Linked DNA regions of Homo sapiens: region 1 is linked to region 2. The links are chromatin contacts, found by Hi-C in ENCODE. All regions are on one chromosome and are shown on one strand. The core of a region is the stretch at or near the end of the contact, and the rest is flanking DNA. Distances in the headings are between cores, read along the strand shown. Region 1 holds the start of TMEM41A-DT (TMEM41A divergent transcript). Region 2 holds the start of POLR2H (RNA polymerase II, I and III subunit H).

Region 1 (3,731 bases), core at 1,006-3,505, 1.1 Mb before region 2:
CAGGGGGCCCCAAGCATAGAGAAGGAATGATTCTGACTATAGGGGTTGGAAAAGCCCTCTCAGAGAAGGTGATAATTATCCTGGGTCCTGATGAAAGAGTAGAAATTTGCCAGGCAGAGAAGATTGACAGATGGCTAGAAGAGTGGTGTGATGGGGCATGAACTAACATGGTGTGTTCAGCTGGAATGGAGGGCTGACACCATTTTCCCCCATTTTCTTAAGTGGAAATTTGACACATACACAAGAATAGAAAAAAAAATAGTTTAACACCCAAATAGTATAAAACACCCAGGTGATCACCCAGCTTCAACAACTATCAGCTCATGGACAATCTTGTTCTACCTACATGCTTACTCACTAAACCCCCATACCATTATTTTGACACAAATCTCAGACATTGAATAATTTCATTTGTAAATAATTTTTGGTTCTACATGCTATAACAATTCTGTGAAAAAAATTTTAAATAAATAAATACTTTGGTATCTTAAAAAGTTAAAGTATATCCTCTTTTTGTCCTTAAAAAGGAGTGATACATAGCATACTCTAACACTGCAACTTGTTTGTTTTATTTGTATCTTAGCCATCTATCTGGTGACCACACTGTATCAGGATATGTAGAATTGCTTTCCTCTTTTAGGAGGCTACCTAGTATTCCATTTGTGAATAGTTAACCTAGCCAGTCACCAGCTGATGGGCATTTAGGTTGTTCCCAATCTCCTAACATAAAAACAAAGCTGAGAGAATACCCTTAAATATACATCTTTGCTACCTATGGGGATTCTTGGATGTGGAATTAAATTCCAGTACATTCTTGGATGTAGGTTACATTCTTGGACGTAGAATTGCTGAGATCTTGTGCACATGGATTCTGAAAGGTGCTCCCTATTTGGCCCAACAGGTGCTTTAAATGATAGGACAAGGATGCTTTCTCTCTGTTGTCCAGGCTTTTGACACTTTGGAGTTCTCTTTCTGTCCCTTCCTTCGTTTACTCAGTGACATATCATACCAATCCAACTACCCCCAGCCTCCTCCCTCCATGTCCACTGCTGTGGTCCTGGGTCAGGCCTGAGTGCTTTCTTTCTTTCTTTTTTGAGACAAAATTTCGCTCTTGTCGCCAAGGCTGGAGTGCAGTGGTGCAATGTCGGGAAAGTAACTGCAACCTCTGCCTTCCAGGTTCAAGCGATTCTCGTGCCTCAGCCTCCCGAGTAGCTGGGATTACAGGCACATGCCATCATGCTCGGCTAATTATTGTATTTTTAGTACAGACGGGGTTTCACCATGTTGGACAGGCTGGTCTCGAACTCCTGACATCAAGTGATCCGCCCGCCTGGGCCTCCCAAAATCCTCGGATTACAGGCGTGAGCCACCATGCCCAGCCAGGCCGGCGTACTTTCTTATCAGGACAGTTGTGGCTATCAAGTCAGCACGTATTCTAATCATCTGCCAAAGCGAACATCCTAAAACAGGAACGAAATCATTCTCTTACTTAAACACCTCTGTTGGTGTCTCATCTACATTATTAAAAATCTAACTCCTTAGCCTGCCTTCAGTGCACTCTTGTTTGTCCCCAGATTCTCACTTATTTCTCATATACCTTAGGCTTCACTGAAACTGGATTCTGGTGCCTTACCTGGGACCGTGTTCACCCATTCCCTTCTTTTTCTGCTTGAAGAAAAGTGTTGCTCATCCTTGAAGGTAAACTTAAACTCCATGTCCTCCATAAAGCCACACAGTGTTAAGGGCCACTGGTTTTGGACTCAGGTTGACTTGGATTCTTATACTGTCTCTCTTTTGGGGGGATGTCATTTAATTCTTCTGAAACTCAGAGTTTTCATCTGTTAGAGAAAGACAAAAATACCTACCTTGGAGGATGATTGTGAGGCTCAGGGATGCGGGAATATAGTAGGAGCTGAATTAAAAGCAATTCTGATTATTTCCGTGGTCACTATTGCCGCCCCACCGCACTTGATTGCAGCCCCTGGTGCTACACCAGCTACATTTGCTTTATGTGACAGCAGGTTGTGGACAAGACTGCCTTGATCTCTAGACTGCAAGCTCGCTGTGGGCCGGGCTCACGATTCACCCCCGGATCTCCCAGCCCTGGCACCAAGCCGGCACTGGGGGCGCGCCATGCCTGCAGAATAAGTGGGGAAAGCGACAGGGATAAACGTAGAAAAACAAGCACAGACAGACGGAGAGAGGGCAGACTGGGAGGCAGGTTTTTCCCGGAGTCTCCACCGAAGGACAGAGAGGGCGGAGTCAGAATCGGGGGCGGGGGCCTGGCTCAGGAGGTGGGGCCTGGTTCGGAGGCGGGTCTCGGCGCGGACCCCTCCCTGGTCCGTCAGTGAACGTGCTCCGCGGGCTCAGTCCGCCCGCCGCTGCGTCCCGGAGTGCAAGTGAGCTTCTCGGCTGCCCCGCGGGCCGGGGTGCGGAGCCGACATGCGCCCGCTTCTCGGCCTCCTTCTGGTCTTCGCCGGCTGCACCTTCGCCTTGTACTTGCTGTCGACGCGACTGCCCCGCGGGCGGAGACTGGGCTCCACCGAGGAGGCTGGAGGCAGGTGCGTGGCGGGAATCCGGGTTCGGGTCAGAGGAAGGGAGCCGGGTCCGAGGACCGGGGCTGGGAATCGGAGATTCGGAGATTCGGGTTCCGGTATCGGAGGCGTTGGGAATTGAGGTTCACTTATCGGACTGGAATCCGGGTCTGGTATCCGGGCCCGCGTCCGCACGGTCTCGGACAGAAGGGTGGATGGGAGCCCGGCTCCGGGCCTGACTGGGACCTGTGTGGTGCTGGCTGCAGGGTGTGCAGGGCGTCACGCCGCGGTGCCTTTGGTTGGGTGGATTTGCCGAGGGAGACGCGGCGCTGAGCCTGCCCGCGCCGTTGCTTTCCCAGTCCCAGCCCTGGGCCCCATTTCCAGCCCACCTTCGCCCCCGTGCGGGCCCCCAGCCTCTTCAAGTCCACTTTCAACTGTCTCTCCTCCTCCCCACCCCACTTACGTCAGGTCTGCCCTTGAGACTTTAGACATTAGATCTTCAGGAGAAATATTGCATAGACAACTTTAAATTATTCACGAATTAATTATCGACTCTGCCCGTCTTCCTGGTTGTCTCTACTTTTACCTTTTTTTTTTTTTTTTCTGAGACGGAGTCTTGCTCTGTCACCCAGGCTGGAGTGCAGTGGCGCGATCTCGGCTCACTTTAACCTCCTCCTCCCGGGTTCAAGCGATTCACCTGCCTCAGTTTCCCAAGTAATTGGGACTACAGGCGCGCGCCACCACGGCCGGCTAATTTTTGTATTTTTAGTAGGGACGCGGGGGGGGGGTCTCATTATGTTGGCCAGGCTGGTCTCGAACTCCTGACCTCAGGTAATCCGCCTGCCTCAGCCTCCCAAAGTGTTGGGATTACAGGCGTGAGCCATCGCGCCTGGCCTCCTTTTCCCCTTCTAATGAACGACTGGTCGAGGCAGGAGGCAGAGCAATACTTACCTGGCCGGTTTTTGTGAGTGCTGCATACTCTTTATAAAGTGCATGGAAGTGTGCCTAGTACAGCATTGCGTGGTTAAGGGAATTACTGATATTTGACTATTAAGGCAGCTGTTTTCAGTTACTGTATTCTTTTGCTGTAGCTAAGAAGGCTCTGCTGTGGGTGTCGGACATACCGAGAGAAACTCTCGTGAGAAGTAGGAGGGTTTGCTCATGATTAATCAGTGATGGATTCAAGGACTGTTCAGA
Region 2 (4,050 bases), core at 750-3,249:
CCATAAAATGTTTACTGAGGGAGGTCCCTACACCAGGACCTGCTGGTAGGGGCAGGCCACAAGAGCTGGGTGGACACGGGGCCCAGGGGCATGTCCGCGAGGTTAGCCTCTTCCTCCAAACCGCCCCTACATACCTTACTTACCTCGGTCAAACTTCTTGCCCTCCGGGTCAATATCCTTCACATCGAAAATATCCTCAAACAGGATGCCCGCCATCGCGAGGGGGCCACGAGAGCAGCAGAAGGGGTGAGAGCGCGACCACAGTTGGGAGTACGTGCACCCCCTAGCGTGGACAAGACCGGAGAGAACCAAAAGCACCTCCTGAAAGCGCGGCGGCCAGACGAGAGTGGCGCATGCGCACAAACAAGCGGTAACGCGACCACTTCCGCCACAGCCTCCCGCTCGGGGCTACTTAACTTCCGTCCCGAAAGATTGCTTCCGAGAGGCTTCGGCATTGAGGGCGGGTCTCATGTCCAGGTGGCTCTGCCCAGGGCGGGGAAGCAATAGGCTGTAGAGCGGGTTCTCGCGCTCCGCTGGGGCCCTACTGCGCCCTCTTCAGAGGCCGGGTTCCGAAGACTGGAATGCGTGGGGGCCTAACCCAGGCAGGGACCTTGATCCTTGGCCCAGAGAAGCCGGGCCCTAGCCCTACCCCGCCGGTCCGCGTGCCCGCCGAGGGCACAGTCCGCGCCGAGGGCAGGTGGAGCAGAACCCCGCCCCAGAGGTGCCCAGCCCCTCCAGCCGGCACCGAGGACCCCGGGGCCGGCCTGGGCCGGCTCGGCCCTGCTGGACGTAACCCGAGCCGGATCCGTCCAGTTTGGGAATTTGCCATGACGTCGCTATGGAGAAGAGGAAAGCCTGCATTGTCCCCTCCTCTCGTACTGCACCCTCCCACCACTGCCCTCCCTCTTCCCCCCAGGCCCTGCTCTCTTCCCCTACACCGCCCCTTCAGCCGGGCTCCCGCCACCCCCCTCCCCCGGGCATTACCCCTCCAGCTTAGTGCTGCGCGTTCCCCCTCCACTGCCTTCTCCTGGACACGGATCCCCTCCGTGCCCCTTCAGCCTGGCACTGCCCTGTCCCTTGGATACCAGCTCTTCCCTCACACTGGCCCTTCCTCCTGAGTGCTGGCTTCTATCACAAGGCCCCCCCTTCCCGGGCACTGCTCCCGCCCCCTGAGCCCCGCCTCTGCCTCCCAAATGCCCCTTACTCCTGGTGCTGGCTCTCCCGCACACTTGTGCGTTTCCTGGGCGCTGCCCTCGCTCCTCTCACACTATCTCTACGCTGCCCATCCACCCTGCGCGCGCTCCGCCCTCTGTTCTATCCTTCCCCAGCCCCTGATAGAGAACCCAGAACACCAGCAGGCAGTTCCCCCAAAGCGGAGGGATGGAAGCAGCGACTTGGGTTCCTCCTTGGGCCCAGCCAGGGAGAAGCGACCCACGCCCGCGTCCCAGGAGTAGACTTCCCGGCACCTGGAGCTCCCTTCCCTCCGGCCTACCCCTTCCGGTGCCCTCCCCAACCTCCACCCCCGCACACCCCGCAGGCCCGGTTGCTCCAAGTGCACCTACCCACGGGAGCCCCGAGAAAAGGAAGGATGAGGAAGACGGCCCCAACCCTCTCCGAATCCTTCCAGCTTTGCTTTTCACCCCTGACGGGGCAGAGGGGCCTTCCCAGGCCTGTCTGGGCCGCTCGTCTCTTCGGAGGGGCAGAGGGGAGGCGGCTCCTAACGGGCTGACCCGGAGGAGTCCGATGTAGACAGCTCCGCAGCCCCCAGCCCCAACCCCTACGGAGCTCAGGCGTCTGCAGCCCCTCCTGCCTGGGCACGGGGAACCGCGAACCCGGGCCGGCCCCTCCACGTGCCAGTAGACCCGCCCCTCCCGGGCGCCCCTCTCCGACCCGGGCATCCGCAGGGAGCCGGCGCGGGCTTGCGCCTTCCCAGCGCCCCTTGCCGCCTCTCGGGAGGCCCCGCGCGGACCCCAGCCTGGCTGGGCCGTCCCCTCCGGATGGGCCGGCGGGCGGAGCAGCGCAGAGGGCACCGCCCTCGGCCCGCCCGCCGGGGAGGGGACGCGAGCGGGAGGCTGCGCCAGCGGCGCCCGCCGGGGGCCCGCCGCACTCTGCTCTCGGCCTCCCGGGCTGCGGGGACGGGACGGCTGCCGGCGCGGACTTTGCGGGCCGGGAGCCGAGTCCAGGACAGAGCCGGAACCGCCGAGGGAGGCGAGAGGGCAGTGCGCGGAGATGGCGGCCGCGGCGGCGGAGGAAGGGATGGAGCCACGGGCGCTGCAGTACGAGCAGACCCTGGTAAGTGAAGCTGAGCTGAGCCCCAGGAGTGCGCTCCGGGACCCCTGCTCCAGGTTACCCTGGGAAGCGCGAGGACCAGGGGCCTACCCTAATCCTGTCCTAGCATTTTGAGCTGGGGAAACTGAGGCTTGGAAGTCTGAGGCTGCAGGGCCGAAGGGATGGAAAACTGCATGCTGGTTTCTGGCTGAGGCTGAGGGCCTGCAGAGGACAAGGACACCAGGTACTTGTCTCAGGTGTCCTTCCCCTCACCCCACAACATGCACGTTTTCTTTGCACCTCCCCTTCACCACCTGGGCCCAAGTCTCAGCACCCCACTGCCCCTTCCGCGGCACCATTCACACCATTGAACTTTCTCTACGCCACTATCTCCACCACCCAAGACATTCTCTGTGTCCCTGCCATGTGCATGGCACCATGCTAAGCATAGAATCGAGTGTGTAGAAAGATGGTCAGCCCCAGACCCTACCTCTGGAGGCTCCACACCCAGCGTTGGCTCCAGGAGCCCCTCAGTTGACTCTGGAAAAAGGTGGCTTGCCACTCTGGGGGACAGGAGCTTTAGGGAGGGTGGGTGAAGCAGGAATGGGTGTGGGAATTGGGACCTTTGTCTATGCTGATGCGGGGTATCCAGCCCCCACCCACCCCAGGGTGTGTCCCCTGACCTCATTAGAAGCAGGGGTCCTGGGCTCTGAGCTGACTTATCGCCCCCATTGTTACTTGGTGTTTGAGAAGCCACGTGACCCTCCTCATGTCACTGGGGTGGAAGACCCAAGCCCTAGGGAAAGGAAGGGGCCCGTGGTTCCTTTTTACCAGCTTGGGCTGGAATTTGCCCAGGAAGGTGGCAGGGAGGGAACGTCTTGGAGAGGAGAGGCTATAAGTCTGGGAGGTGCCCAGTTAGGAGAAAGTAGCTGGATGAATCAGGATGTCAGGGAGAGGTGGGAGTAGAGCAAGGGTAGAGGGGCCAACCCTTGGGATGGGGTAGGAGACACTTGCCAATCTGCCCAGACCAGGATAGGAGCATGGTCAAGGAAGCCAGGCACCTGGCCTCTGAAATGGTGCCTCTTAACACCAGCCACCTCTCCATCTCCGTCCCTTCCAGCTGTCTCTGGAATGAGCTCTCAGGGTCGAGCTCTGTCCCGGGCACTCTGTGCTCCAGCCTGCTCCCGCCCCCCTTCACCATCCTATCCCTTTGTCTTTCTCTCCCACTCTCACCTCCCTCCTCCTACACCGTGCTTGCCTCTTAATACTCTCCATTCTCTTCCTCCTCCGTACTTCTTCCTCTCTCATCCCCTTCTTTCTCTTCTCCATCCCTTCGCCTTCCCTCTCTTTTCTCTTCTACTTTCTCCTCTCTAGTTCCCTCTCTTCTCTTTGCTTTCCCTTTCCTATCTCTCACCCTCTCTCTGTCTCTATCTTTCCCTCCCTCCCTCCCCCCCATCCCAGCCCCAACAGGAGCCCTTTGTGTCCCGAAGCTCTGCGGGTGGCAGCCAGAATCTACTCCTCCCCGCCCCCCAACACACGCCCAGCTTGGCAGGTCTAGCCATGGTTCAGGCGACTCTCCCGTCCCATCACCCCAGCATCCACAGTCACAGCCCAGCCATCCTCAGCCTCCGCTGTCCCCCAACCCACCGCTGGGCTCAGTGCAGCTCCAGAATGGGGCTGAGGCCACCAAGCCCTCTCCACCCACCCTAAGTGAGAGGCTTTCCACTCCCAGCTGGGCTGGCAGGCTGGTGGGGGTGGCAGTGGAGAATGGGGACAAGGGGA

The links. A loop is a pair of places that touch in the nucleus more often than their neighbours do. Pooled maps may share reads with other maps.
Region 1: a loop to region 2 is called in a map of naive thymus-derived CD4-positive, alpha-beta T cell, with 10 times the contacts of the local background. The contact joins the promoter of TMEM41A-DT here to the promoter of POLR2H in region 2. A Hi-C loop is called at or near these places in 1 of 168 maps with a recorded cell type or tissue (naive thymus-derived CD4-positive, alpha-beta T cell), 5 of 37 single-sample maps with no recorded cell type and 10 of 50 pooled maps.

The regions. Positions count from the first base shown.
Region 1 is chr3:185,497,673-185,501,403 of GRCh38, reverse strand. It overlaps TMEM41A-DT (TMEM41A divergent transcript), which reads right to left and starts at 2,255. Exons shown (of 3, transcript XR_924792.3): 1 at 1,634-2,255. TMEM41A (transmembrane protein 41A) reads left to right here and starts at 2,369. Exons shown (of 5, transcript NM_080652.4): 1 at 2,369-2,561. The coding sequence starts at 2,443. RefSeq lists a silencer at 2,248-2,387.
Region 2 is chr3:184,359,659-184,363,708 of GRCh38, reverse strand. It overlaps POLR2H (RNA polymerase II, I and III subunit H), which reads right to left and starts at 1,999. Exons shown (of 6, transcript NM_006232.5): 1 at 1,563-1,999; 2 at 144-836. The coding sequence starts at 216. CLCN2 (chloride voltage-gated channel 2) reads left to right here and starts at 2,104. Exons shown (of 24, transcript NM_004366.6): 1 at 2,104-2,292. The coding sequence starts at 2,230. LOC124906311 (a long non-coding RNA gene) reads right to left here and starts at 3,382. Exons shown (of 3, transcript XR_007096193.1): 1 at 2,952-3,382; 2 at 2,759-2,845; 3 at 2,398-2,490. RefSeq lists enhancers at 1-109, 3,447-3,958, 3,959-4,050 and silencers at 330-509, 570-839, 910-1,179, 1,740-2,329.